Regions from separate parts of the Homo sapiens genome. Here all the other regions are linked to region 4. Evidence: chromatin loops called from intact Hi-C (ENCODE). Cell type or tissue: endothelial cell of umbilical vein. All regions are shown on one strand. Region 1 overlaps PRKCE (protein kinase C epsilon). Region 2 has its middle 72 kb from the start of EPAS1. Region 3 has its middle 100 kb from the start of EPAS1. Region 4 overlaps LOC101926974 (a long non-coding RNA gene). Region 5 overlaps PRKCE (protein kinase C epsilon). Region 6 overlaps PRKCE (protein kinase C epsilon).

Region 1 (5,000 bases), 200 kb before region 4:
CAAGTTCATGCAGCTTGTTCACGCAGCTGAGCTAGGATTTTAACCCAGGCAGTCAGGATTCCAAGGCCAAGTTTGGACCCCTATACCACACCAATGAGAATGAAGGATGAGGAAAGCTATAGGAAACTTTAAAAACGTCCATGGAAGGAGTGCCCAAACAGGGACTGACTACAGTCAAATCATGAACTGTTTCAGTTAGGTTCCCAGGCATTTGTGACATTACCCACTCTGTTTAGATAACGAATTTATGTGTTTAGAGAGACCAGCCTCCTATCTGCATTGTCAGCCATCAGTCTAAATCAAAGCTTCCACCCAGTCCTGAATCTCTCCCTTACTTGGTCTAACCACCTTTCCAAGTATTTAGGAACAAAAGATTTGTGAACAGATTAAACACAGGCTGCTTTTGTTCCACTCCTACAGCTACCTATGCCTGCTTAATGCGGACTACAGGGTGTAGACTGGAGTCTGCGCTCGTGTATTTTAAACACACGCGGGAATTCAGCACCTTCCTCCGACAGCACAACAATGGTTCAACAATTCTTCACAGAAGACCCCGCGCTATTATAGCAAATATTTATAAGTTTATCTCACCACACTGCTCAGTGTTCAGAGTAAATCTGAATGGAAATATGGAGATCAAAGAATTTAATAATTTAAAAAACCCTTTCACGCTTTATCTGTCATCAAATGAAAGTATTAGTGAAGTGGTATGGAAATCCTCTTCAGCGTGCCTTCAGCCACCAGCTGTGCCACTTAAGATTTAAAACAATGTGATCAAGTGTTCAGAATCCATGGGATTGAGTTGTATGTTTACGTTAGTGTATTATTTCCAAGTTTCCAGTTTCCCCCGGATTAGCACATTTTAATTTCGGCTTTATTAAAGCAGTCAGAACATGAAAGGGGATTTAGCAGAGTGGAGATGTCAACCACGCTTTCTTGCCATCATGAAATGGTTTACTTGGTTCTGGGCAGCCATGCATATGAATCCAACAACATGTCTATAAGACTAAAAGTCAGCCAAGTGGGACAAGAAATGCAATTATGGAGTGAAACCACAGCTATCTAAACACGGTCGGGACCTTCAGGTCCTCAATTTGATTTCATATGACCCTACAGTTATGAAAACCCAACACAGCATAGTATCAACTAAACAGTAAATGCTTTAAATGCTAGGCATTCCTGGAGTGGCTCACATAAGCCCAGTATGGTGTTAGGCATTGTAGAGACATGGTCAGATACAGGAGACATGGCCCTGGGAACTCCATGAGATACCTCTTGTAGGAAGCCATGGTTTTGATGGGGGTGCACTTTGTCCATCAGTGTGCTGGGATAGAAGACTAAAAGCCACTGGTCCAAGAAATGACTCTTTAGTTAGATTTACCAACACATGAAATTATCAGAGAAAAATGCAGTAGAATCACCAAATGTTCATGTTAGAAGGCACCCCAGCAGCTGCCTAATCTGCTGGTTCCCAAACCCCACTCATCAGTAGGAAGTACCTGGGGAATTCAAAAATAAATGCACATTCCCAGGGCCCACCCCAGAATCAGAAGCTCTGATAGAGGGGCCTGGAAATCTGGATGCTTTAAAATGCTACCAAGGGGTTCTAAACGTCCACCAGCTCATCTGGTCCAGCCTCTCAGTGAACAAAGAGTATTTCTGTTCACAGCCTTGCAAAAGTGAACATCCAGCCGAGGCCAGCATCCCCCAGGTTGGAAGGAACTCATTGTAGAACAAGGCAGCACGGGTCCGATGTTGCACAGAGGATTGGAGTTACTAGAGGTTTTTCTTCTAGTGTAATCAAAGGAACCTTGCTGTAACTTCTACCCACTGGGCTTAGTTTGACCCTTTGCAGTGACACAGACCAAATCTCCTTCCAATGTGGAAATCCTTCAAATATTTTAAGAGTTTCTCTTCAGTTTGTCCTTTGTCTGATACTTATTTGCCCATTCATTCAGTTCAGACTGCCAGTCTCCTCTAACACTGGATTTACTGGGGCTGGCTGTTGCACTTCCCTCAGCTGCTTCTCGGAGGTCCTGGCTTCTCCTCGCCCTCCTGTTTGCCCTCAGTCAGCGTTCAGTGTAGTGCACAGTGTCTGACACCACACTGACCGTGTGGTCTGACCAGCAGAACCCAACAGGAGCAGCAGGAGCGGTTGCTTCCTGCATTCCAGGCTCTGTCCTGCTTCAACTGAAGACTGTTCTGAGACTAATCAGGGACCCAAACTGATGCAGACAGAAATCTCCGTGGCAGATCAGGAAGGGAAAATGTCAGTGTGGTTGAATTTACCAGGCATGAGTCACGTCCTGGTAAATGAATACATCTGGGGATGGAAGAGAGACACCGTCCTTCCAGTATTCCAAGTGGAGAAATACTGTTTCACTGGATACCTGAGTAACTGCTGCACAGACCACGCTATGCACGTATCATCAGGTCTGCAAGCTGAACAGATGCTCTCACGTGTCATCTCTTAGAGGTAGGATCAGTCCTGGCTGCTATACTCAAGCAGGAAAGGTAAGAGGGGGCAGCTTTTTTTCCCTCTCTTTGTGTAGTGTGAGCAACCTAAATATTTCCATCTAAGCAGGTTATGGTTCCTTCCCACAATTGAAGGGAAATATTGATGTGCCTGTTTATTGGGGGGTCAGCTTCCTGGCCTGATTTGCTTATCTTTAAAACAGTCACAAGAACTTTGCATATTCTTAGGAAAGAAAAGGGTAAGAAAAGAATCATTGTGTCTTGACAGCTGGTTGTAAAGTGAAGGAGTCAGTAAACAGGTTGGTGGTTTTATATACATGAGATTGAAAAAAGTTGCCTTGATTGTTTTTCCCTGAATCGGCTGGTCATTTTAATATCGATGTGGGCATGTTCTAATCCCCTGGTTAGTCAGCGAGATTTCTTTCTAAGTAGAATTAAGCAAGCAAACAAACAAACAAACAACAACAACCAAAAAAAAAAAAAAAAAAAGAAAAACACGGATAGAAAAAACAGCAGCAACAACAACAATAGCAGCAGGAGGAGCCACAATGAAATGGTTCAAGGATTGACCTACCCCAGGACTGCAGGTTTTATTTACTGCAGTATTCAGTACTTGAGCCTCCTGGAAATCAGAACTCCAGCATGACCTCTGTAGGTTTTGCTTTTTCTGTTGGTACAGGAACTGATAAGGTGACTCTTGAGTTTCTGGAATCAGAGTGGCAGCCACGAGGGCTGCGTAGGTTCTGTGTGAGGCCCAGCTCCAGCATCAGTGGTTGGAGACCAGGGAGACGCTTTGAGTTCTTCTTTACTGAGCTGCACGTGCACTGAGCCTGGACAGATGGGGATCTACAAGGGGTGTTTTGAGCACCAGCTGTTAGCCACCTATGTCCTGCCTGGGACACAGGAAGGTGTAAATGTGGGAAACAGGCAGAGTCTCATGCAGTCCCTACACCAGATCGTGGGGAATCGCCTGAGCTCACAAGAAGAGCATTGGTAGAGGGCAAGGCATTATGTGGGCTTTGGCTGGGTTGGGGAAATTGGATTAGAACAAGAATACTTTCATTTCTATGCTCAAAAATCTTTTTCTTTTTCTTGTTTTGAGACGGAGTCTCGCCCTGTCGCCCAGGCTGGAGTGCAGTGGCGTGATCTCGGCTCACTGCAAGCTCCGCCTCCTGGTTTCACGCCGTTCTCCTGCCTGAGCCTCCCGAGTAGCTGGGACTGTAGGCACGCACCACCACGCCCGGCTAACTTTTTGTATTTTTTAGTACAGACAGGGTTTCACCGTATTAGCCAGGATGGTCTTAATCTCCTCGTGATCCGCCCACCTCGGCCTCCCAAAGTGCTGGGATTACAGGCGTGAGCCACCGTGCCCGGCCCGCTCAAAAATCTTATAAGAAATATTTCATAGGTCCTAAACTTCGGCCGCAAACAGCTGGCTACTGGTGGCAACAGGTGCCAGTGAGCAACCTGTTGTTTGATTTCTATTTAAGTTATTTCTTGGCTGGATGTGGTGGCTCACACCTGTAATCCCAGCATTTTGGGAGGCCAAGGTGGGCAGATTGCTTGAGTCTAGGAGTTTGAGACCAGCCTGGGCCTGGGCAACATAACAAAACCCTCTCTCTACAAAAAAATATGAAAAATTAGGCAGGCATGGTCGCATCCACCTGTAGTCCCAGCTACTCAGGAGACTGAGGTGAGAGGACTGCTTGAGCCTGGGAGGCCAAGGCTGCAGTGAGCCAAAATCAAGCCACTGCACTCCAGCCTGGGCAACAGAGTGAGGCCCTGTCTCTAAATAAATAGATAAATTATTGATAGAATCAAAAAGGGATTTGACTAAGGCATCCTCTTGGCCAGAATGGGCAGACTGGAGCGTAAAACTTCTGCAAGATGATCAGGACACAGCATTGGGTAGAGGCCTGAAGCAAAGGTTCCTGAAGCCGTCCAGCTTTTCTGAAGTCCAGGTGAACAGCCAGGGACAGAGGACAGTAGCCAGAAGCCATGCCCCACGAATGGCAATTGATAGAGAAAGCAACCAGTGGGGCGAAACCAGGAGGAAGCCAGCATACTGGAAAGTGATGATTCAGCCTGGACATTGATGCTGGTCATGCAATGGAGGAAAAGAAAGAGTCTCTGCAAAACAGTACCACTGTGCTTTCTATTGGCTGGGTTCCCCTTCTAAAACCCTCCTGATTCTGTCATTTTCAAAGAGGAAACTAACAACACACCATTCCTGCTTAACTTTAGATGCTGCTATTGTTCGTGGCAGGAGATCGCTCTGGTGGTCAGCATTAACGAGATGTAGCCTAGCTGGGGGCTGCTCCATTTGTGCTGTCATATCATGTGATAAAAACTTCTTTTTCCTAAGATGTTGATGACCCCTGGAAAAGGAAAGTGTTCTCTGATCTATTGGACCAAAACTTTTCTTCTTTCCCGTGGCTTTCACACACAGATGGAAGTGAGTGGGACAGGGTGGCGGTAATTTGAGGTCATTCCCTGGGATAAGCAACTCTAATTAGAGGCAGGAA
Region 2 (5,000 bases), 51 kb before region 4:
AAACCACAATGAGATACCATCTCACACCAGTTAGAATGGCGATCATTAAAAAGTCAGGAAACAACAGGTGCTGGAGAGGATGTGGAGAAATAGGAACACTTTTACACTGTCGGAGGGACTGTAAACTAGTTCAACCCTTGTGGAAGACAGTGTGGCGATTCCTCAAGGATCTAGAACTAGAAAATACCATTTGACCCAGCCATCCCATTACTGGGTATATACCCAAAGGATTATAAATCACGTTGCTATAAAGACCATAAAAGTTATGCAATTGTGGTCTCTTTCTCTCTCAAAATGCATAAAGTTTTCAGACTGTGGTTGACCATGGATAAGTTAAACTGCAGAAAGTGAAGGTGTGGATAGGGTTGGGGGAATACTGTGCAAAAAAGGCAACAGGAGGGATCGTTGTGGCGATGGAAGTGTTCTGTATCTTGACCGTATGAATGTCAATATTCTGGTTGTGATATTGTACTATATGTTTGTAAAATGTTACCACTGGGGAAACTATGCAAACGGTATATGGAATCTCTCTGTATTACTTCTTGCAATGCATGTGATTCTACAATTATCTTAAAACAAAATGTTTAATTAAAAAAAAACCCACAAAACTTGACTGTTCCTCAAAACCTTCACTGAGTTAACCACTTCCTCTTTGAAACCACCTTATACCCTATACAACACTGATAATATAGTATTATTGCCCTTCCATGTTCTACTGTAATTAGTCTATCTCCCTTACCAAACTGTGAGCTCCAAGAGGAGGTTTTAAAGGCAAGATATGTTTTGTTCATCTATGTATGCCTAGCATCTAGTAGTGCCTGATACATTGAAGATGTTTTGTAAATGCTTGTTGAATAAAACTGGATGTGACAGACATAAAAAAAAAAGACACATGCACACGTTTATTGCGGCACTATTCACAATAGCAAAGACTTGGAACCAACCCAAATGTCCATCAGTGATAGACTGGATTAAGAAAATGTGGCACATATACACCATGGAATACTATGCAGCCATAAAAAAGGATGAGTTAATGTCCTTTGTAGGGACATGGATGAAGCTGGAAACCATCATTCTCAGCAAACTATCGCAAGGACAGAAAACCAAACACCGCATGTTCTCACTCATAGGTGGGAATTGAACAATGACAACACTTGGACACAGGATGGGGAACATCTCACACCAGGGCCTGTCGTGGGGTGGGGGGAGGGGGGAGGGATAGGAGATATACCTAATGTAAATGGTGAGTTAATGGGTGCAGCACACCAACATGGCACATGTATACATATGTAACAAACCTGCACGTTGTGCACATGTACCCTAGAACTTAAAGTCTAATTTAAAAAAAAGAACAGTGCTTTTCAGAAGAAAGTGATATTCCTCTGCTTTAATTAAAGACATGCATGTTTTCAGTAAAAAAAAAAAAATTGGTTGTTACCTTTTCTTAATATTTTAGTGTTTTTTCTGTGTGTGTGTGTGTGTGTGTGTGTGTGTGTGTGTGTGTGTAGCAAGCAGGTTATTCTGATGCTGACTACTTCATCATGATCTTAAATAGAAGGATTTAAAGATAAAGATGAGGAAACCTCCAGAAAAATTGAATGAAGAGACATTGAGATAATAAATAGGAGTAAAACAATTAGAAAATCAGAGATCTAGTTCAGGAGATCTAACACCCAATAATTAGAGGTTACAGAAAAAGAGTATATATTAATGATCTATTTGGGGTGACAAATTACCTCAAAACTTAGTGGCTTAAAAAATTGTAAACATTTATATCTCTTTCAGTTCCTGTGGCCACGAGTTCAAGAGTGACTCAGCTGAATGGTCTGCCTCAAGGTTTCTCATGAGGTTCAGCTGGATGTTGGCCAGGGCTGCAGTCTTCTTAAGACTGGCTGTAGCTGGAGAATTTGCTCCAAGGCAGCACACTCATGTGACTAGCAGGTTTATGTTCTTTCTCAATTTCTCACTATGTGAATCTCTCCACAGGGTCACTTGAGTATCTTCATGACATGACAGCTAGCTTTTCCCAGAGAGAGTAATCCAAGAGACCAAGAAAAAAGGTGAAAGGTCTTTTATGACTACCCATTGATGTCATCCATTGTCACTTTCACAATATCCTACTGGTCACACAGGTCCTCCCTTTTAATGTTGAAAGGGAGTACACAACAGCATGCATAGCAGGAGGCCAGGATCATTGTAAAGGGGCAAAAATAATCAAAGAAATAATAGAAGAAAATTTCCTATATGAGAAGAGCATGAAGTTTCTACTGCGGTGGATTAAAATAGACTCTACTCCAACGAACAACAGCATGAAATTTCAGAACACTGAAAGTCAAGAGAAAATTTCACAAGATTCTAGGAAGGAAAAAAAGGATGTCACATACCAAATGTTTAGAATCAAAATGGCTTCATAGGAGTGGATGCAGTGGTGTGCCCATGTAGTCCCAACTATTTGGGAGGTTGAAGCAGAGGATCACTTGAGGCTAAGAGTTTGAGGCCAGCCTGGGCAACACAGAAAGAACCCATGTCTAAAAAGAAATAAAGAAAAAAATAGCTACATACTCCTCAAAGGCAACATTGTAAGACATAATATATAATGTCAAATAGAATAAATGAAGACATATCCTAAAGCAATATATTTAAAATTCTGGGAAAAATTACTTTAAACCTATAATTTAATACCCAAGTCAAACTATCAATTAAGTTTTAGTGTAGAATAAAGACACTTTAAGATATGCAAGTTAAAAAAATTATCTCCCACACACCCTTTCTCAGAAACCTTGGGAAAACAGAGGATTCAGGAAACAAGGGATTCAATACAAGGAAGAGGAGAAGGAAATCCCCAGAATGATGAAGAAAGGATTTCCCAAGACAACAGCTATGTGCCAAGTGCAGAGGGCAAACAGAACGGACTTTAAAAGGGCAGAAGATTCAGGAGATTGTTTCAAGGTTAAATTGATAGAACACCTAATGTGTTTAAACACACTGAGAGATTTACACAAGTGGGGAAGAGTTTAAAGTTGAACTACTTCAGATAGTGAACTTAGTGATAAATTCTTCAAAAAGGAAGGCAATGGAAAAATAAGCATTAATTCCAGACAAAACAATAAACTGTGCAGGAAAGGTAACACAACCAAAGTTTACTATATATCTCTGCTGCAACTGGCATTTACAAAGTCATAAAAATGTGAACACAGAATACTGATCTAGTGAAAAATCATAATATAATTATACTGAGAGGGCAGAGGAATGAAAAGTATGCATGTATGTGGTGGTGCAGACCAGGGATTAAAAGACAGCTAAATCTTCATTTTCCATAGTGGGAAATCAATAGGTACTATCTTGAACTGAAAAATCAATAAATAGCAATATAAGCATGTTATTTAGAGATGTGGAATTAAATACCAAATGAATCAACTATAGTTGCTGAAATTGGTTGCCTCTGGGGAGCAGGAATTAATGAAGGGTATGGCAAAATTTGTGCTAATTTTCTTAATAAACCTCATAAAACTGGCCTATTCTTTCAACTATGTTTGTATAAATTTTCATCAAAATAAACCAAAAACAATTAAACTTGAGAAAAATAACGGAAAAGCAGGGAGTAGTCAGTTGTTTTGAACACTGATGAATAATCAAGAAGATAAGAACAGAGAATGGTTCATTAAAGGTGACAAGATGTAGATCATTGGTAACCAGAGGAGTAGTCAGTGTGGAACCCATTGGTAACCGGAGGAGTAGTCGGTGTGGAAACCCCCTTAATATTCAAAGAGAAAAATACGCAAGGGATATAAATAGACATCACAGAAAATAGGTATATAATCATCCGTAGTCACATGAAAAAATACTCCATCTCATTCATAATAAAAGAAATGCCAATTAAAGTGATATGATATTTTGTAACATATTGGCATCAAATAAAAAAATAATGTACTCGTCATTGGTAATGGTGAGGACAGAATGGCAGCCTCATACACAGTATATGAGAGTGTGAATTGGGAAAGACTTCACTGAAGGCTAATTTGGAATATCTATGAAAATGTATAATTCACCTGCTCTTTGAGTAACCCCTCTTCTGGGGTTTTATACTACAGATAAACTCATGGAAGTATGCAGTATGTTTGAAGATACTCAGTGGAAAATAATACAAACGTCTCTCAGTACAGAACTTGCTAAACAAATGATACGTTCTTCCCACAGATTACTAGGTGCATCATTAAGAGTGGCTGTTCTGCACGTGCTCATGTTGAAAAGGGGACAAGATATCTTAATTCAGAAAAAAAAATGTTAATAGTATTTATAGTTATGAGTCTGCATGTGTGACAAATGAAGACAAGTCATTTGTAATGATCTGGCACCTACTGGATGGTCAATAGAAAGTTCTTAGCTACTGTTCCTAATGCAAGCTGTAAAACTAAACAATGATTATGATTCCAAATAAAAATGCATTGGATAATAAAGCTCACTTGGCTGCAGAGGTCATGCACATCGAACTTTACATTTTTCTGTGTGATTTACAACAGTTTTGCTGTTCTCATTGATCAACTTAATCATGATTAAATGTAATAAATTTGAACTTACAAAATAATGTAACAGTCTGCTGTCATATGTTTTGTATGTTTTGCCTATTGGACTTTTTTTTCAGAACAAGCTTTCTTTAAAAGTTATATAATTCTTTGGCTCAAAGAAAAAACCTAGAAAATAATATTCCCCACTGACCTGTACTTTCCTGACCCAGCAAGCCTTCAGCAGATTTGTCTTGGACTAGAATTCAAGACACCTGGGTGCCAGTCCTGGCTCGGCTACTCAGTAGGTGGGTGACCTTGAGCAAACCCTTCGGCCTCTCTTAGTTCTTCTTAGCTGTCGTATGGGATACAGCGCCTTTCCTATCTACCCTGTGGGACTACTGTGAAAAGCAAATGAGGCAACAGGTATATAAATTTGTAATCTGTGAAAGCATGCACATGAAAGAACTTTTATTTTGATAGCTAGAAGTATCCTCT
Region 3 (5,000 bases), 79 kb before region 4:
GAATAGGGCTCCTTGGAGTCCTGGCTCCCAGGAACACGGCTGCCTGGGGAAAGCTGGCCCTGCTTGTGGGCTGCTCCTTCTCTTCCCACTCCAAGCTGTGTCTCACACCAGTAGGACACCCCAGTCATCATGTCCAGATTCCATCCACACTCCTTGGCCAAGGGTGCACGTGCTGGGGGTTGGGTCACCCTGGGAGGATGGGCCCAAGGACAAAGTCTGTGCAGACTCTGACAGCAAACTCTGGACCATGAGTTTGCTCATGGCAGGGAATTCTACATCCTAGGTACCCAGAGGTAGTCTAGCAGCAGGGCTGCTGGCTGCAGCTGCTGGCTCCTTGGCCCTTGGAAAGGGGGAGCAGCTAGGGAAGGGATCCCTCTAAATTGCAGGGCCTGGGCAGAGCCCCTCCTGCCTGGATCTAGGACTGTCCTGAGAAGGTGGCATATGCTATGGAGAAAAGAAAGAAAACGCCGAAGAGATCACAACGTGGGATGAAGTCGTTGTGATTTTCCCTAGGGCTGAACTATATTTATATGTAATTAAAAGAATGAATGAATGAATAAACCAATGTACAGTCATTCAGGGCTCCCAGAAGCATCCCAGAGAGAAGACTGTTAGGATGAGGGGTGGGAACCGGCCTGCTGAGATTCACTCAGCCTTCCTCTTCCTGCTGGGACCAAATCAAATAAATAGACCCTCCCAAGGACCCTTCTTTGGCATTTGATCCCATCTGGGTGGTGGTTTTTCCTGGAGCAGAACAATGTTGTGATCATAGAATTATCGGCCACCCTCAGCTCTGAGTTCCCAGGGCTCCAGCAGAGCATGGTTTTCTGAGAGCACTTCCCCCAGGAATACATTCACCCAGGGACAGCAGGCCTGGCTCTGCCTTCACCCCAGATCTTTACGTGTGCATGCATAGAGACATTTTCACATTATTTCCGGATTTCCTAAATCTACCTCACTCCTACTTTATTGTCCTGAGAAAGGCAGGAAGGCGAGGAGGAGAGAACAAGGAGAGACTCAGGTAGGAGGAGAAAGTCTACAAGGGCAGAGTCCGAGGCAGGCTCAGCTGTGTCCAGCTGTTCCCTGCTCAGATGAGAGCGGGCCTCAGGCGGCCTCTGTTCTGGGCGGTTGTCAAGTCACTCGGTGCCTCCAGCAATTCAGCTGCTCCAAAGAGGCACCACTCCAAAGGGAAAGGTGAGGGCCCATCTTAATGGACGCTGTCCACCCAGAGGCAAGGGTGGTGACACAAAAGACAGCAGGCCAAGGGCCAGATGGAATCTGAGCAAGGCTGGGCTGGCGGGCCCTCCCCGCCCTCCCCTCCAGCCTTCCCGTCTAGGCCAGCTCCTCCGCACCTGGACCCACCATGGGGATGGGAGCTGTGGGCCTCATCTGGCCAACACCTTCTTAAAAATTGTGGTCCGTGTTAATGACCTTCGTAAATGGCCTTACTTTCTACCCACTCTCTCCCACCTGTGCAGGGGGCTATTAATCTGCACTCTATGTTGATGCTGGGGGTTGGGGGTCCTAGGTGATCCCTGGCCGGGGCAGAGGAACTGACAGAGTCTAGCATGGTGGGGATAATGGGGACCAAAGTCAAGGCATGTGGGGCCAATCAGGAAATTCCATCCTCTCCCGATCCTCTTTGCACTCACCACCCAAAGAGGCAATACAGGAGAGCCAGAGCTGGGCAAGTGAGGGGCTGGGGACCAGCATGTGCCTGTAGGGTCGTAGAGAAGGCAGGAGCAAGGGCTTGGGGAGGGGCAGCAGCACCAGCCTAGGGCCTTCACTTTGGCGGAAGTGGAGCTGATTGCCTTGTTTGGGGAACAGATGTGCCTCTGGACCCTTCTCCCCCTGCACTCAGTTGGAAGGAAGGAGACTGGCTTCCACTGGTGCCTGGGAGGGGCTTATTTGGACCCCATTCTAGAAATGAAGGCTCTGAGGTTCAGAGAGGCCAGGAATTTGTCCAAGCAACATACCCAGCCTCAGGGACAGATGAGCAGTCAAGCCTGTGATTTGAATCTGGGTCTGGGTGGCGCCAAAGACCCGGCTCTTTCAACATGCTTCTGGTCACCATGCCAACATAGGTCCTGCATACTTTTTGCTTTTCCTCTCCAGAGAACTTTCACCTCCATGTGAAATACACACAATTGTTTGAGGTATGATTATGCTGGTGTTGCTCCCTCTAAGGGCTCTGGATGTGAACACAAAGGCACAGCCAGGAAACAGGCTGAGGTGTCCAGGGGTTCTTGCTCTCCTTTCCCACTCGTCTCTGTGGGCCACCTCCTACCAGAGCCCTGAGAGCTTGTCCTCAAGTCCAACAAAGCCTCTGCCCCAAGACACCCTGCCCACCATCAAAAAAAGAAACCATCCTTATGGACTGTTCTAAGCCGGAAGCTGAGTTTTCAGTTCACTGGAAAACAGGAAATGCCTCCAAGGGCCTGAAGTCTTTTTAGTGGCTGTGCCCTTCATGCAAGGGCTGTCTCCCAGGCCAGCTGCTGAGGACAGCCCTAGAACCAGGGCTATGACAACTCCAGCCCGGAGAGCCAGTTCCTTGGTGCCACACCTGAGCCCCCTCTACCCCTGGAGAAGGAGCTGACCCCTCCATCCTCTGCTCAGGACAGTGGACCTTTTGTACTAAGGCAAGAAGGCTTGGGATGTCAGGGATGCTGCGCGACGCACCAGAGAGGTTGATTAGCATTGCAAGAAACAAACAGTGGCCATGGACTGACACCACCCCAACCTAAGGCTGGCCTCTTACTCCAGCCAGATTGACTTCTAAACCCCATCAGAGACAGGCTGAGCCTCAACAATGACTGACTTCCCCATCCTAGCTACAGGCCGACCCTCTAACCTTGACCTTGTCAGAAACCAACTTTTAATCACAGGAACCTAACCCTGGCCACAGACCAAACCTAAAAATTTGTCAGCCTCCTCATTCATTCTCAATCATTGATTGAGCTGCTACTGAGCCCAGCACCACCCACGCAGCCCCTGCAGCCTCGGGTGGGGGTGGCAGGCCCCTCATATGAAGCTCTAATCTGAGGCTGGTTGTGAGTGGGGATGGGGGAGGAGAGCAGAAGTTTTGTTTGAGACCTGATCTTATCTCTGTCTTGCTACGTGACCTTGGGCTGGTCACATCATCTCCTGGGCTGGGCTCTCCATTTGTTCTTCCACAGTGGGGTGACAGGCCTAGATGGTCTCCATGTCCCTATCCTCATGGCACCATGTCAGTAGGGGAAAGCCAGGAGTGATCTAGAATGGAGGTATCATGGTCAGGATTGATGTTACTCTTGGAAGTAGGAAGATATAAGAGATCAGGAACTTCTGCTTTTGCATAGTAATTAATAGGGGTTAAAGGAATTCCTCCATTTGAATGTTGTTTTCCTGGTTCTGCCACAGCCTCTGGAACCCTGACTGGATGCCATTGATTCTCCTTCCTGCCTCAGCTTTTCCATCTGTAAAAAGAGGTGTGACATCAGCAGTTCAGGAATTTGGAAGGATGGACAGATGGGCCTGTGTGAACATGAACATCTGCAAATTCAGACAGAAGACTTCAACTGGAAGACAAAGTCAGATTCTGACTATGTATGTTGCTCATCCCAAAGACAGGAGCAATAGGATAATTTGCAGTGACGGCCCTCCAAGGCCCAGTGCATGAGTTGTAGGGTTGCAGTTTAATTCCCCAGACAGCACCAGGATGGGGGTGGGCAGGGTGTGGGTTGGCTGAGGAGGGGACAGACTCTACCTGGAACCTCCCATGATCTGCCATCATGTCCCCGAGTAGCTGCACACTGCCTGAAATTCCACTCTCAGGGAGCAGCAATGCGATGTGCAGGCACCGTCCTGACCTGGGACTGGAAATGCACCCTATCACCTGTTAGTGCTCACCTGCACAGGGCCTCATCCCTATACCAGTCCTCTTCCTCCTCTCAGCTGAGAGCAGGACAGTGAAAGAAGAGGCAGATACGGACTTGATAAAATCCATAAGAGCAGTTGAAGAGGGATAGTTCTAGAGTAGCAGTTCTCAAAGTGAGGTCTGGGAACTCCTGGGCATCCCTAAGACCCTCTCATGAATATATTAGTTGTCCAATGCTGTGGAAGAAATTACTCAAAAGCACAGCAGCTTAAAACAACGAATATTTATCTGCAAGTATCTCACAGGCAGTCAGGAATCTGGGCAGGCTTAACGGATGCCTCAAGGTCCCTCACAGGCTACATTCAAGAGTTCAGCTGAGGCTGCAGTCTCATCTGAAGGATCTACTAGGGGAAGATGTCCTTCCAAACGCATTGCCGTGGTTGTTGGCAGGATTCAGTTCCTCGCTGGATATGGGCCAGAGGTCTCCTTCAGTTCCAAAAAGCCAGTCTTATTGTAATGTAATCGTCAAAGTGATATCTCACCACTTTTGCCATATGTATTCCTTAGAACCAAATCACTAGGTCCAGCCCACATAGGAGGGGAGGGGTTTACACAAGGATATGAATGTTGGGGGGCAGGATCACTGGGAGACATCTTAGAGGCTGCCTAACACAGGATCCATGAGGTCCTCGCTTTTCCAACTGCATATCTCTGTGATGCTGGCTTTTCGTCATATGCTTTGACCAAAGCATATCTTAAAGTATTTAATGCAAAAGCAGATATAAGAATCCAGCTGCCTTCTACTCAGCTGCACATTAAAGAGATTTATAAAAATATAAAACAATGCCGCTATGTTGATAGACACAGCTCAATAAATACAAGCTCTTCGGGGCCCTCATAATTTTTAAAAGTATAAGGTGGTCCTGAGGCCAGTTGTGGTGGCTCACGCCTGTAATCCCAGCACTTTGGGAGACCAAGGCAGGCGGATCACCTGAGGCCAGGAGTTCGAGACCAGCCTGGTCAACACGGTGAAACCCCCATGTCTACTAAAAATACAAAAATTAGCCAGTGTGGCGGCGGGTGCCTGTAATCCCAGCTACTAGGGAGGCTGAGGCAGGAGAATTGCTTGAACCCGGGAGGCAGA
Region 4 (5,000 bases):
AGGTCACTGTATCTTTAACTGGCTCATCTCTATGACCCAGATGGAGGGAGGGAGCTGCCTGCCTTGGGGACGTTCCTGCCTTACCCAGAATTCAGCCTAGCTCCCTGGTAGCTCCTTGATACCTCCCCGTCTGCCCAGAGATTTCCTTCAGGAGACTGTGGAAAATGGATGAGGGCCTGGGGTGCCTGCTGACTCATTTTGACCCTGTGTAGTTACACCGGGCTGAGGACAGTGGCTAAGTCAACACTGCAGCTTCCAGGACTCAGCCAAGCGTCTGTGCATGTCAAGAAGCCCTAAGTAACTAGCACTGGGTGATTTTACAACTTGGTTAAACGCAAGCTGTCACTTCCATGGCTAGTGGATTGATCATTTACCAATCTTTAAAGAACAGTTCTGTCAAGCAAACCTAACCAATCCTTCTCTGATGTGTCAGACATATTTCAGGATCTCTTGGGATTTCAGAGTACTCTTGGAACTATCATTCCCATTGCACAGATCTGTCCACTAAAAGAGTAGGAAGCTTATGGGAAGAGCTAGTGCATTTAGTCTAGAGAAAGGTTGACTCAGTCTACAAATACAGGAAGGGCCAGACAAATTTGGTCTCTCCCAGGGAGCAGAACCATGTCCAATACATGGAGGGAGGGAGCTGGCTGCCTTGGGGACATTCAAAGAAAGACTGTATATGCATCAGCCAGGATGCATAGAGGGAGTGTTTATGTCTCCCATGAGGGCTGGTTTCCAAGACATTCCCACCTGTTATGGACTGTATTCCCCCAAAATGTATATGTTGAAGCCGTAACCCTCAATGTGATGGTGTTAAGGAGCAGGACCTTTGGGAGGTGATGAGGTTTCGATGAGGTCATGTGGGTGGAGTGTCCATGATGAGGTTAGTGCCCTTATAAAAAGAGGATGAGATACCAGAGCTTCCCAGCCTCCAGAACTGTGAGAAATAAATGTCTTTGACTTAAACCACCGAGTCTAGGGTATTTTGTTACAGCAGCAGGACTGGCTAGGATACCACCCACGAGTCCTTAATTTCATGGAGGTTAAAGAGATGGGGCTGAGTCTACACCAACCTTATGAGATGCCCTGAACATTATAAAAAAGAAAGAAAATTTGCTCCTTTGTCTCCTCTCAAAAGCAGGCAAAAATTCCTATGGTTTGTACTTTCATTGAATTCTGGATAAACAGCAATCTGACAAATCTTCATGTGTTTTCCTGGGATCTGGAAGGTGCTACTTAGCGATGGCCTGGGGGCAGAGGTATGCTGGGCTTCACTGTATCTTATGAGTCTATGAGCATTCTCAAAAGTCCTGCACTCGGAGATTGTAGTGACAGGTAGAGACCCAAATTACCAGGAGGTGACATTGGCTGAACCACTACTGCCAGAGACCACCTCTCAAGTTTTCTTCTTTTCTGTTCATCCAACTTCTCCACCATCTAATTCATGTGGCAACAATTGAGGTCTAGGTCAGAGGCAAAAAATAAAACATGCAGGAGGCCAAGGAAGAAAGGCAGACCCTTTATGTGGGAAGAGCAAGTGGCTCTCTGCATGGTAAGCCTTGAGAGACACTTATAAAGTGCCTTTGTCCCCACTCCCACCCCATCCATGCTCCCTGACCCCTCATTCTGCAAAGCTCTGCCCCACCACACTGCCATGGTGCCTTGGTCTACTGACTAGTTATACAGCAACACCAAGGCTGGATCCAGGGTATTCATTAATTCAGCAAAGCTCCAAGTAGTCATCACAGAAAAAAATATATGAATCTTGTTGTTCTTCCTTATGTTTCCTTTATTTTTCCTTGAAGTGTTTTAAAGTTACAGAAAAGTGAAAAGAACAATATAACCAGCATCCATATTTTCACCACCTAAAACAAGCCTTCTTTCTCCCATTTGCTTCTAATCACTTTATTTTGCAATAAATAAACATTTCAGATAGAGCTAAGTGTCCTTGTATTCTTGCCCCAATCCTACTCTTACATATCTGTTTGTGTCTCTTTCTTTTTATATAAATAAATATAATGTAATTATAAAATTATGAATAGGTACTGGGACACTGGGATATTTTCAGTGCTTGGGGCCCTGTTTAGAGGGACTTTGGGGTCCAGGAGAGACCTGTCACTCAGCAATGAGGTGACCCGCTCCCTGGGCTCGTGCCCAGCAGCCAGTAGGGCCTTGTGACCTCAAGCTCTCTCTCCTCCAGGCGGGAGAAGGCCAGGCAGGCTAGGGCTGCTTCCTAGAAAGCTCCGCCCAGGCTTCCCCTGGCTGGCTGGGGGGAGGCGTTTCCGGGACGCAAGACCCCGGCAGCCTGGCAGGGCCGCCCTGCGGAGGAAGCGCTTTATTCTCCGAGTGGCACGTTCGCCCCAGGCCGTGCCAAGTGCCCCGCTGGGCGGCAGGGAGTAAGGGGAACCCGCGCCACTCTGGGGGGCCCAACTAGGCCTTGGGGTTTGCAGGGAAGCCCGAGGGCACTCATTTGTTGGTGCCCTAATGATGGTAGCATTTCTTGCACACATGCATACGTCTTACAGCTCTGTGCTGGGCACTGGAATTACAAAGACGGTTTCTTCCTTCATTCATTTGTTCCACAGATAGTCATTGAGCCTCTACCTGTGCCAGGCACAGTTGTAGGTGTAGGGGAAACAGCTGGGGAACAAAATATATAAAGGTCTTTGCTCCCCTGGAGTCACATTCCAGCAGACACAATGAGTAATAGACATAAGAAGTGAGCATATTCTACTGTAGATGTTAAGTGCTATGGAAAGAAAAAAAGAAAGAGGACAGCAGGGTCGGGGAAATTAATAATAGAGGGGGGAGTGGGGAGAGAGTTGCCAAATTAGGTCTCTGGGGGAAGAGCATTCTAGGTAGAAGAAACAGAGCATGAAAAACCCTGATATGGGAGCCTGCCTGGTAGAATGTGATTTATGCAGAGATGGTTTCCTCCCTCAGACACTTGAGCCTCATCTGGACTCTCTAAGCTCCCCTAGAGGAAAAAATGTAAAATTTCCCTAAGGCAGGGCCCACAGTGAGTGGCCACATCTGAGCTCCAATGGCTACTATGATCTGCAGGATAAAATTTATACACCTTGGGACACCCACAGGTATCCTCATTATCTGGACCTCGTGTATCACTCCAGTTCCATTTCCCACCCGTTTCTACTTTCTCCCCTGAAGCTTGACCCGTGACTTCTGGTTCTCTAGGTGCACCATGATGCTTTATTTAGGCCTTGGCTCAGAGCATCTCCTGGAATGTAATAAATGTACTTTGCTCCTACCTGCATTTACCCGAGAAGCCCTTACTCTCCCTTTAAGACTCTGTTCAACATCACCCTCTGTGAAGACTTTTTTCATTTCCCTCTGAACATTCCAGCCCCATCCTCTGCTTGTTTGACACCTGGCACAGACCTCAACCGGCAAGTGTCTGGCTACATTGCAGCTATGCATTGACTTGTCTGTGGTCCCACTGGATGTAGTGGTTCTATCTCCCTCACCTCTGTGTCCTCAGCATCCAGCACCTGCCTCGTGCAAAGTAAGTCCTCAAGAAAGACATGCCAGGTGACTGAATGGGCAGTGCTTGGTTGCTCAGGGCCCCTGAGAGGGCCCCGGAGGCCTGCACCAGGCAGCACCTGGCCTGTCTTGAGCTATTTAACAGACTGTATTCACAGCTGTGAACTCCCGGGACAAGGATTTCCTGTGGGTGAGGGACTGGCGGGGAGAAAGGCCCTCCTTTTAACCACAGAAAATGGCAGGCTCGGGGGCATTGTTATCCAAGAGAATAGGAGGAGCCGCCCCTCTCCCTGACCCCACCCTTGCCCTGGGTGCCAGTCTGTACTGGTGCACAACTCCTGGAAACTCTGGTCAGAAATGTGCTTCCTCTCCCTCCCCCAGGGACTCTGAGCACTCCTGGGGCAGTGGCGCCTCAGCTGCTGAGATCAAGGTACACAAAGAGTGTGCTGGGCTGGTGGATTGGCCACCACTCAGCCCCCAAGGCCTGCCCAGTCTTTCCTTGAAAGTCCTTCGCCACTGGTCCTTTTCTTCCCATTCCCACCTCCACAGTCCTAATCCATGCCCCTGGCATCTCATCTGGATGGCATGAATGTCTCTGACTCACCACCTTGTCTCCAGTCCCTACCAGTTCCTACTGTCTCCTGCCAATGTTTAGAATCACCTTCAGATACCTCTTTTCAAAGTCACCTCTTTGTTTGGAAATGTGCAGCAGATGCCTCTCATTGTCCAAAGGACAAAGTCTGGACACTCAAACCTGGCATTCTTAGTCCTTTGCAAACTGACCCCAACTCTCTTGTGTGTACTTTTCCCTACTTCTCCCCTTCACCAGCCTCCTTCCAACAGTCTACACACTGTCCCTCAAATGTCCCAGCTCTGTGCTTTACCCGTCCTGAAAGCCTTTCCCAATCCTCTGTGGCAGTCCAGCCCTAACAATCCTTCTGCACTCCCAGACAGTCCTGGCTCAAGCCATGTCTGAGCTCTGTGTCCTTTGTGCATATACCTCTACAACAGTTATTTGATAACCAATTGGATGGTCAATCTTGAAAACTTTTAAGGTCCCTTCAGTCCTGCAGTTCTATGCTACCATATGTTTTTGCTGTTATTTTTCACAAGTCTGTCTTAGTTCTCCATTTACAGAGTAAGAAACCTGAGGACCAGACCTTGCCTCATATTGGTCTGCATCTTCTGTGATATAGTAGTGCCTGGCACAGGGTAGGAGCCTCAATATGGGTTTACTAATGGAAGATTCCAGACCCCCATCTGCAGGTATGGCCATTCTCAGTAGTTCCCTGTTCAGTTCCCTTATGCAGGGGCTCTCACATACTTGCCTTCTGAAGGGGAGCTGATAAATATATACATATCAATACGTACATATTAATATATTTGTCCTCCAAAGGGAATCTGCATTGTGAAAGGTATCTAGAAAGAACATTCAGCTTTAGTGGTGGGATGCCAGTTACCAGTGAAGGCAAAATGCTTGGCATAGGAACCTTCCT
Region 5 (5,000 bases), 97 kb before region 4:
TCACTTGAGCCCAGGAATTCAAGACCAGCCAGGACAACACAGCGAGATTTCATCTCTCTACTTTATATACTTAAAAAAATTTTTTTAAATCAATTTCAGAAAAATAAGATTGGAGTTTGTATTAGTTGCCCAGGGCTACCATAACAAAGTACCAAAACCTGGGTGGCTTATCTAACAACAGAAATTTATGATCTCATGGTTTGAGGCTAGAAGTCTGAAATCAAGGTGTTGGCAGGGTCTTGCTCCCTCTGAAACCTACAGAGGAATCTTTCCTTGCCTCTTTCAGCTCTGGTAGCCACAGACTTTCACTGGCTCGTGCCACACAGCTTCAGTCTTCACACATATGTCCCTGTGTCTCTTCCCTCTGTGCATGTCTGTCTCTGTGTCCAATTTCCCCTCTTATAAGGACACCAGTCATATTGGATCAGGGCCCACTCTAATGACCTCATCTTCGTTTGATTACGTCTGCAAAGAACTTATTTCCAAATAAGACCACATCCTGTGGTACTGGGGGTTAAAACTTCACATATCTTTTTGGGGAGACACAATTCAACTCATAACATGGTAAAATTGGATTGATACAACTAAGATAGTGTCAATGTTTTCTCATAGCTACTTAAGAAATTATAAAACATTGATACTATCTTAGACAATGTTAATGTAATTTAAGGGTTCACGCCAAGTAGAAAGTAACACCACTGCACTTGGCACTGTTCAGACCGCAGAGGCAGGAACTGAGCAGTCACTTCTGGCCACTACCAAGGATATGGATTTAAAAAAAAATGGCTGGGCATGGTGGCTCACACCTGTGATCCCAGCACTTTGGGAGGCTGAGGCAGGTGGGTCACCAGAGGTCAGGAGTTCGAGACCAGCCTGACCAACAGGGAGATACCCCATCTCTACTAAAAATACAAAAGCTAGCCAGGCGTGGTGGCACATGCCTGTAATCCCAGCTACTCAGGAGGCTGAGGCAGAAGAATTGCTTGAACCCGGGAGGCGGAGGTTGCAGTGAGCCAAGATTGTGCTATTGCACTCCAGCCTGGGCAACAAGAGCGAAACTCTGTCTCAAAAAAAAATAGAGCACTGCCATGGACTCCCAGTAGAAAGTTCCATGGGCAGTCCAGTGCCAGATGACCCCTCTATACATTTTGACCTGTTTACTGTAAAGAAAATCCAAAAGTATGAACATTTCTTGGCTAACAAAATTATAAAGAGGAAGAAGGGATGACAGATGATTATGTTTAGAGAAATTTTTAACTTGAGAGTTAGATTCTCATTTTTGCCAGGCAGGGCACTATGCAGTGATACCTTCCTTATTTCATTTAACTTCACACATCAGTATGTGTGTGTAAACATATACACATATATTCTTTTAATTCGAATGTATGGCTATGAAGAATATATGTATCTATATGAGGATCTAGTTAATGGTGAGGAAGTGTTCTAATTGTTTAAATTCTTTTTCTTTTAGAATATTTAAAAGAGAAAAGTGGAGCATAGACAAGAATATGGACATTTCAAAGCTAGGACGGACTTGGGATTTGGCTGTTATAGTGACTAAAATTATTTCCGGCCAATGAACGTTAAGTATCTGCTGTGTGCCCTGCCTTGCAGTAGGTACCTTGAGGGGTATGATGGGGAATATAATACACATGAAATAGCAGAAGGGGCTAAATGCATGATCCAGACAGTGCCATAGGAGCCGGGAGGAGGGCAGGGTGGAAGGAGACTGGAGTTACGGAAGTCATAAGAAGGAGCCTCACGTGGGACCTAGAAGGATGCTGGCATTTAGGAGACCACGTAGAGACAGCATGTCTCAGTTCAGGTCACACCCCATGAGGCAGAGGACCTCTGGGTTGGGGTCACTATGCTACTTGTGCTGTTGCTGTCACGCCAAGCAGAGTTAAGGGGGAAGGCAGGGACCAATAAGGCAGCCACATGAAAGCTAGCCCTATGCCCCAGCCTGTAAGATCAGGGAGTTTTCTCAGTGCTTTAAAACAAAGTCATCTGTTGATCTCCTGGGAATCAGATGAAGACAGAAGCAGACACTGCTGGCTCCTCCGAAAGCTCAAGTTTATGACGTCAGCACAGTGAGGGCTGTGAGAGATTGTGCTGGCCAGACAGGAAGTAAGCATTGACGCTGCCTGCCTACCTCTGCCCTGGGCTCCCAACACCACCACAGCCGCTGAGTCTCTAGGCCTCAGAGCTGCCTGAGCTCTGAGGCAGGCCCAGTCTCTGAGAGGGATCTGGACTGACCTGAAACTCTTATTTCCTCCCTTCCTGACTACAGACACCAAAAATGTGCCCTTCCCCCAGAGTCAGTCCCAGATTTCTCAAATCTAAGACCTTATTTCTGAAATGATGCCAGAGGGAATCGGAATGTTGTTTTCCTCTAACATCAGCCACAGGGGTCAGACATACCCACAAAGTCCCTAAACATATCTGTCTTGATGGAATTTTCCCAAACCCTGGTCGAACCTGTTTGTTTCTATCTTGTGTCAGCAATTAGAAAACTCTAGTGCCCCAAGTCCTGGGAGAAGAAATTTCATTAATTGGGCCTAAGCCTACCTGTTTTGCAGACCCCATGGGCCTAGTGATGGTCTGGGATGCCTGGCTCTAGGCCCTTCATGAATCAGACTACAGCCATCCCCCCCAACTCCCTGCCTCCACTTCCCAAAATCAAAACACCCCCTGACAGCACAGCAGCCCCTGACCCTGAACCCAGATCACGTTACTGGCTCTAGATAAAGTAGCAGCAAGAGAGGTGCATTTATTAATTTTTTCTAGCAGATATCTATGGAGTATGCAGTATGTGCCAGGCATTGTGCTAGGCTGGGGATAGAATGGTGAGTTCAACCCAGTCTCTGCCTGCAAGGAGCTCATAGATTAGTTGAAAAGAAGAGGCCTCCTCAGTGTGGTGAGTACTAAGTTAGGAGAGATGGTGAGGGCACCCACAAGAAGCTTTGCTCAAGCAGCCCTGGAGGGATGAGGAGGGTTCCTGAAGAAAGGGCATGTACATGGAGGTGGGGAAATTGCATGGATGTGGGGCAGAAGGCAGGGATAGGGGAGGGCATTCCAGGTAGAGGGCTAGCTATGCAAGGCTGGAGGCAAGAGAAAGCAGGAGGAAGCCCCATGGTTGGGCAGTGCCAGGGAGATGAACCTGGGGGATGAGGCAAGGACAAGCTCCTGAAGGGCCTCAGAAGCAGGTGAGCGAAAGAACTCAGGACTTTACCCCAAAAGCCGTGATGTGCAATGAAGCATCTCAATTGCTGGAGGAAGCACTAGGATGTTCAGGCAGGCCCAGGCTCAGTCCTAGTTCAGGATTTGGAGGCACAGAAAGAAAGGTAAGACTCAGCCCCTAACTTCAGGAAACTCACTGATGGGCAGATACCATGCACTGTGTTGGGAAACAACCAAGCTGTGCATGATGCATGCCCATGGCACACGAATGCTAAGATTTGAAGGCATGATGGGAGCTATCATTTATTGAGTGCACTCTGTATGCCAGGTTCTGCAGAAGGAACCTAATATCACATCTCACTCAGTCCTCAAGGAAACCTATAGTGTGCCTGTTACCACCCCCGTGTGACAGATGGAAAGACCACGGCTTAAAGAGGTTAACTTCACAGCGTCAATAACCAGGAAAGGATGGCACCAGAATGAGCTCAGCCGGTGATCTTCCTCCTACTCTATTCAGCCTTCCCTAAGTGTGGGCCAAAGGTTGTAGAAAAGGCTTCACGGATTAGGAAGGGACTGGCGAGTTAGAATGTTGTTCCCTGTGTCCCACTGTCATCTCTCAGGCTCTGCAGTGGGGGCCAGGAGCCTGACATTTAGGCATTAGGGGAGGCAGGGATGACTGAGGATCAGGATAAACAAGTGTCTCTGAGAGCCTGCCCCTCAGAATCTTTAAGTCGAGTCCAGTGCCTGCTCTGTGCGGGAGGTAGCAGCTTTTCAAAGAATAAAATCAGCGAGTAAAGAATATAATCTGCAGTTCTTTGCAAATTTGACGATGCTGTGCTGCCTACATACCATTAATAGGGGATGGGTTTTCCCAGAGATGTTTGCTTTGGAAAACTCCCAAGCCTCTACTGTTAACAGTTAGAGATTGCACATAGTGGGGATGGTTATTTGAATTAGAAATGGGTAACTCACATGCACCTGAAATGTCTCCAAGTAAAGTAGGGTAGGGGCCAAGTTGTATAAGGAGATGGGTGAGCCAAGTCTGTAACGATCATGAAGAATGGCATACTCTCTCAAATGCCACAGATGATTCTGGAACCTCAAGAATCTCAGAGCTGAGCTAAATGGCTCTCCAAGATAGCCCACCATGGAGCTAAGGTCCTCTGGAATGACACCACTAGCAGTATTGACTGAGCCTGGTTCCCTGATTCACAACAGCAAGTCGTGAAATTCAGACATCCTGTAGGATCTAGCTTTACCACTATGCTCAGTTGACCTCAAGAAATGAAACCAGCTTCCATGATTAACAGACACTAATGACCAACAGGTGAAACACAATCAGGTAAATGGGGAGAGCCAGTGCCAGAGGGCTTACAGATTTTCTGAAGTTCTTCATACACAGGTTCCCCTCATTAGCAGCCATCTGGGAGGGAGCTGGGGATGATTCTGAAACCTGGAGAATCCCGGTCACTATATCATACATTAGTTGAAAAGAGGGAGCCTCCTCAGTGTGGTGAGTGCCAAGTTAGGAGAGATGGTGAAGGCATCTCCTGCCTACACGCCTTGTACAGCCAGCCCTCTGCCTGGATTATACCGGTCTACCACATACCTGGGCAAGGCTCGTCCTTAGTGACGTTACAAATGGAATATTCTTCTTGCCCTATTCCTTGACTCTCTTTTTCTCCTTACTGCCACCCCTACTACTCCATTATCCCCTTCGGCTCCAGCTCCCCCGGCGTGGATGCTCCTGGCTTGCCTTCTGGGATGATACCCAGGGCTTCCCTAATTGTTGCCACAGCCTACCCAGCCCGCTCCTCCCT
Region 6 (5,000 bases), 180 kb before region 4:
TTCTGTTTTCTCTTTCTGGAACTATCATTCAGATATTGGACTAGTCAACTTGGGGTTCACTGTAGACTAATCTGGGTGGCCCACTTAGTTGGGGAACCTCAGACTATCACTATTTCTAGGCCTTTCCTCTTGGAGTGCTTCGATTACTCCCAGAGTCCTGCCTAAAGGGAGACGGCCTGGTGGCCAGCATCGCAGGAACCAAGTGAAGCCAGATTAGAGGACCCGGCTTCCAGAATACACATGTTTATTTAATTCTCCTGTGTTCAGTACTATACCCTCATGCCCATCTACCCCCACTCCATGCTTAGTCTAGAGATCCTGTTTCACTTCTCCAGAGAATAAACCTCTAGGGACAGGGAAGGGGCCGTGCCAAGAAGAAAAGAGAATCTGGATTTATAACTAGTTTTCAACCAAATCTCTCTTTTCTCTCGCTCCACATCACCCTCATCTCCAGAGTAACTGTTACTGCATATTTCCTGAGCTTTGGGGATAGGAAGATGGAAATTCTGCAGCAAAAATTTCATTGCTCTTGACCTTCCCCATTGCTGGTTCAGGATTCAGTTTTCTTGGATCTACTAATTCAGTTACCACTCATCCGTTTACTTTCAAGATTCCAACATTGTGTTGCATTCTTTTCTTACTCTCTCCATCTTTGTGTGTAATTTTGAGAAGGAAAGTAAAATAGTGGTGAATATTCAATATCTACAGTCTTTATCCAGAAATGAACAAGAATCGTAATAACAGCAGCAACAACAATAATAGCAAAACACTTATTTAGCCTTTGTGTAGCCAGACACTATTCTAAACACTTTGCACATGTTACTTATTGAGTCATCACACCAACCTTATACAGTAGAAGCTCTTACTGTCCACTGGATTTACAACCTTTCCAAAAAGGAGATGTTGCCACATCCTACCACCATCACTGGCACTGTGTCAGGTCACCCTGTCCTCTCTGTTGCCAGTCACAGTTTTACATGGGAAGCAACATTGTATGTTGGAGACAGCACAGAGTTTGAGGTCAGAAGAATGAGGCTGAATCCTGGGTCTGCCTCATCTTTGTTGTGTTTTCCTGGGTAGAATAATTAAACTGTTTGAAATGCAGTTTTCTCAGTGTTCCATGGGAATTATAATGCAAACCTCTCTGGACTGCTTTGAAAATTACATGAGAAAACATTTGCAGAAGTGCTGAGTGCAATCTTTGACACCTAGTAAGCTCCATTATTATTGGTTGGCTAAACGGAGAACACAGTTCTGGAGTCAGAAAGTGAATGGACTGAATCATGCCCCCAACCCCCAGATTCTTATGTTGAAGCTCCAATCCCCAGTACCACAGAATGTGATGGCATTTGGAGATAGGGCCTTTAAAGAGGTAATGAAAGCAAAATGAGGTCATTGGGTGACCTAATCCAATATGACTGATGTCCTTATAAGAAGAGGAGGTTAGGACACAGACAAGCACAAGGGAAGACCTTGTGAAGAAACTGGGAGAATACAGCCTTCTGCAAGCCAAGGAGAGAGACTCAAAAGAAACCAACCCTGCCAGCACCTTGGTCTTACACTTCTAGCCTTCACAACTGCAAGAAAATAAATTCCTGTTAAGTCGCTCAATCTGTAGTTTTTTGTTATGGCAGTTCTAGCAAACTAATACTGAGAACCTCAGTTCAAGTCCTAGTATTGCCACTTACTAACTGTGTAATGCTGGGCAAATGACCTCATCTCTCTGAGCCACAGTTTCCTCATCTGTAAAATGGCTCCACTAATGTATATTAAAATAAGAGGGCAAGGCCTGCGGACTTGGCATAAATTGTAATAGTTAAATAAGCTACTGGGCATAAAAATGTCTCTGGGGTTGTTTAGGGGCTCGGCCAGTGCCTGAGGAGTTACAGGTACCCCCACGATGGTGGCAGTGCAGTAACACTGCAGTCTGGGAGGAGCAGGTTGGTGGATATGTGAGTCTGTGTCTCTTTTACAGGCTAAGGGCCCAGATCTCACAACCAGGTGATATTTTATTCTTGTGGTCACTTTGGGACCCAGGGACAGGATATATTGACACTGATAAACGTGCATGACGGTAACCAATGGGCTGGAAGGGCTGACAGATCTGCTTGCATTATAAAGCTGCAAAGTCGGCAGGGTGCAGTGGCTCACACTGGTAATCCCAACACTTTGGGAGGCCGAGGTGGGTGGATCACAAGGTCAGGAGATCGAGACCATCCTGGCTAACGCGGGGAAACCCCGTCTCTACTAAATATACAAAAAAAATTAGCCGGGCGTGGTGGCGGGCGTCTGTAGTCCCAGCTACTCGGGAGGCTGAGGCAGGAGAATGGCGTGAACCTGGGAGGCGGAGCTTGCAGTGAGCCGAGATCACACCACTGCATTCCAGCCTGGGAGACAGAGCGAGACTCCGTCTCAAAAAAAAAAAAAAAAAAGCTGTGAAGTCTGACTTTGGTGTCTTGACTTCCCTGTTGGGCTCCCTTTGCACCCAGCCACCTTCATGAGAACCCGGCCCAAGCCCTGGTCCCTATGTGACCTGCTTCAGCAAAGAAGCTGCCTTTGGAAATGTGCACTTTAGTTATAAAAGTCATTCTGTCCCTCTCCCATGTCATATAGATGAAGAGCTTGTCCCCTACTAAAGGAATGCCAAATACCAGCATGAGTTTTTCAGGAGTCATCACTTTTATATGGGTCCAAATCTACTTGAGGCTGAGACTATCTTTATCCCAAACTGATTCCATGCAGTGTTACCTGCCAATGACAGTTGGGGGGTGAAAGCATTGTGACCTAACAAAGGGGAAGGGAGGAGGAGAGAGGAGAGCCTGAGCTGGCTGGGATGAAAGCCAAGTTTACATTCCTTGGAGGAAGCCGCGTTATTGCTGACCAGCTTAGAAGTAGAATTCTGACTGCCTTTGACATCAGAGGTTTAGAGCAAACAGGAAGTTTGGAACCAAAGGGAAATTCCTGATTAAATTTGAGTGTTTCAGCTAGTAATGTGTGTTCAGAGCAAAAATTATGAGGGACCCCGTCATCTCTTATTTTTGTGTCTTTCATGGTAGCTCATATAGAACTGAGAACCCATTATAGTGGTTAAGGGCACAACTCTGGAACCCCTGGTCTCTAACCCTGCCTCTGCGCTCATTAGATCTGTGATGTTGGGCAAAGAACTTAACTTCCCTAAACCTCAGTTCCTTCATCTGTTAAATGGGGTTATTACTCCCCCCCCAACCCACACAGAAATATTGTGAGAATCAAATGAGAGTTAGTACAAGTAAAGCAGTAACAACTGGTTCTAGTACAGAGTAATTGCTCACTAAACATTAATTAATGTTATTATTATCATTGTTATTTTGCAAGTGGCTGAGTGCACAGTTCATAAGATTCACTTTGTCCATCTCAAAAATGGGGATGAATGTATCCTGCTAGTTAGTAAACTGATGAAAACACTTTGTCTAGTTAGAGGCCTCCAAACAAGGGCTAATTTGAGGTGTTGGGACCTGTCCTATATAGGGGAATTTGACATCAATATATTTTATTTTATGACTATGCTGTGTTCTATAGAAAGTAGATGCCTTGGAACAATTATTGCTGCAATATATTCAACAGCCAGTACTGAATGCTCCAAGGCTTAGTCATATGATTTTTGTTTCTTCAATGCCTTTGGCTATTGAATCATTAGATTGAGCTACTAAAAATGAGAATTGTTTCAGCAAACAAGTGGCAGCTTTGCCGTGGTAAGCAGAGTCCTGTGTGAATGTTTGAAGTTGGTCTCTGTGGTCCCTCCCAGTTGGCCATGTTTGTTTCAAGATGACTCAGGCTGGAGGTGGGGTGAGGAGGAGAGTGGTAGGGGGTACCATAGTGAGCTGAGGTAGTGGAGACTACACTTAATTGGCTTTGCTTCCCTCTGGTCATGCAGCAGCAAGCTAAGGATTCATACTGCTAATTGTTGCCACCTTCTCTCTCCTTGCTTCTGGGTCTCTTCTTCCAACATTCTTGGCCAATTCATTCTGGTAAGCAAGGAGCTGGGTTGCTTTCTTGCTCAGAAGCCTGCCATGACTCCATTATCCCAAGACATCCCCACTCTTCTGCCACTTACTCAAAGCCACCCATAAGCTGACCCTGCCCCTAAGCTTCCTCTCTGGGGTTTATATACTGATCTCTTTCTACCCCACAAGATGACCCCTTTCTATCTCCTCAACAGCTTCTCCAGCCAAACTCCTCTTTGAGTCACTACTTGAGCCTAACAGAGGTGCTCATTGACAGGCCTTTGACACACCCATACACAATGTGCATTTATTACCAAGATCTTAAGCATCAATAGTCACAATACAACATGTTTCCACCACCCTGTACCTTTGCTTAGGAATACCATACCTTTTCCTGGAATAAGGTATGGTATTTTTTTTTTTTTTACGCTAACTTTTCATCCTTTGAGATTCAGCTTCAGATCATTTTTCCTGGCTGTTAGTTATTTCTTCCAGCGAAGTTAGTTATTTCTTCCCCCTGTTAACATTGCATCTGCTACCTTATATTCTAGCACTTCTTATACTGCATTGCAACTATTTCTTGGTTGACTGACCCTACAGAGTTTCCATAGGTTATGATAAATGTATAGTTATACCCAGTGGCCCATGATTTCTTGACTAACCTATTTACATTTATCGAGAAAACTCCAGGGAGGTGAGGGGATTTTCTAAGCATATTTGGCTGCAGGATATATTTTCTAATGGACTTCTCACTGGACCGCTCTTCCCCTGGGCTCCTTTCTGTGTGCATGGCCCTATTTCACCTGTCTTTTTAGTCTTCACAAGGTCTGGTTGGTGAGTTGCTGCAGTGGAAAGAATACAGAGTTAGGAATTAGGGACTAGAACTCTAATAAAGCTCAGTCTTAGTTGGGTGTCCTTGGGCAAATGACTTCTCCTTGCTGGGTCTCAGTTTTCCTACCTACAAAATATGGTGGCCAGACTGGATGATCTAGCTCTGTGATCCTAAGATTGTTTGGT

The links. A loop is a pair of places that touch in the nucleus more often than their neighbours do. Peaks named below come from ENCODE experiments on the same cell type or tissue, not always from the same donor. Only the 100,000 strongest peaks of a DNase experiment are listed, where the experiment ranks them.
Region 1: a loop joins it to region 4, with 2.6 times the contacts of the local background. A loop is called at or near these places in 6 of 110 quality-filtered maps.
Region 2: a loop joins it to region 4, with 3 times the contacts of the local background. A loop is called at or near these places in 3 of 110 quality-filtered maps.
Region 3: a loop joins it to region 4, with 5 times the contacts of the local background. A loop is called at or near these places in 8 of 110 quality-filtered maps.
Region 5: a loop joins it to region 4, with 3 times the contacts of the local background. A loop is called at or near these places in 5 of 110 quality-filtered maps.
Region 6: it touches region 4 in a loop (7-fold over the local background); 7 of 110 quality-filtered maps call a loop at or near these places.

What each region holds. Positions count from the first base shown.
Region 1 is chr2:46,071,485-46,076,484 of GRCh38, forward strand. The region is part of intron 10 of PRKCE (protein kinase C epsilon); the gene reads left to right. Among named protein-coding and RNA genes, the nearest start is that of EPAS1, 220 kb to the right of the region's middle. In endothelial cell of umbilical vein, no CTCF peak of the experiment used is centred here; DNase peaks (open chromatin) are centred at 2,247, 3,247 and 4,977; H3K4me3 peaks cover 1,179 bases; H3K27ac peaks cover 4,160 bases.
Region 2 is chr2:46,223,051-46,228,050 of GRCh38, forward strand. No RefSeq gene overlaps it. Among named protein-coding and RNA genes, the nearest start is that of EPAS1, 72 kb to the right of the region's middle. In endothelial cell of umbilical vein, no CTCF peak of the experiment used is centred here; DNase peaks (open chromatin) are centred at 1,981 and 2,891; H3K27ac peaks cover 1,692 bases.
Region 3 is chr2:46,194,874-46,199,873 of GRCh38, forward strand. No RefSeq gene overlaps it. Among named protein-coding and RNA genes, the nearest start is that of EPAS1, 100 kb to the right of the region's middle. In endothelial cell of umbilical vein, no CTCF peak of the experiment used is centred here; a DNase peak (open chromatin) is centred at 2,368; H3K27ac peaks cover 1,236 bases.
Region 4 is chr2:46,273,897-46,278,896 of GRCh38, forward strand. The region is part of intron 2 of LOC101926974 (a long non-coding RNA gene); the gene reads left to right. Among named protein-coding and RNA genes, the nearest start is that of EPAS1, 21 kb to the right of the region's middle. In endothelial cell of umbilical vein, no CTCF peak of the experiment used is centred here; DNase peaks (open chromatin) are centred at 215, 2,255 and 3,745; H3K27ac peaks cover 4,422 bases.
Region 5 is chr2:46,177,194-46,182,193 of GRCh38, forward strand. All of the region lies in intron 14 of PRKCE (protein kinase C epsilon), which reads left to right. Among named protein-coding and RNA genes, the nearest start is that of EPAS1, 120 kb to the right of the region's middle. RefSeq lists an enhancer at 2,055-2,555. In endothelial cell of umbilical vein, no CTCF peak of the experiment used is centred here; a DNase peak (open chromatin) is centred at 2,198; H3K27ac peaks cover 1,378 bases.
Region 6 is chr2:46,095,106-46,100,105 of GRCh38, forward strand. The region is part of intron 11 of PRKCE (protein kinase C epsilon); the gene reads left to right. Among named protein-coding and RNA genes, the nearest start is that of EPAS1, 200 kb to the right of the region's middle. In endothelial cell of umbilical vein, no CTCF peak of the experiment used is centred here; DNase peaks (open chromatin) are centred at 2,856 and 3,686; H3K27ac peaks cover 2,166 bases.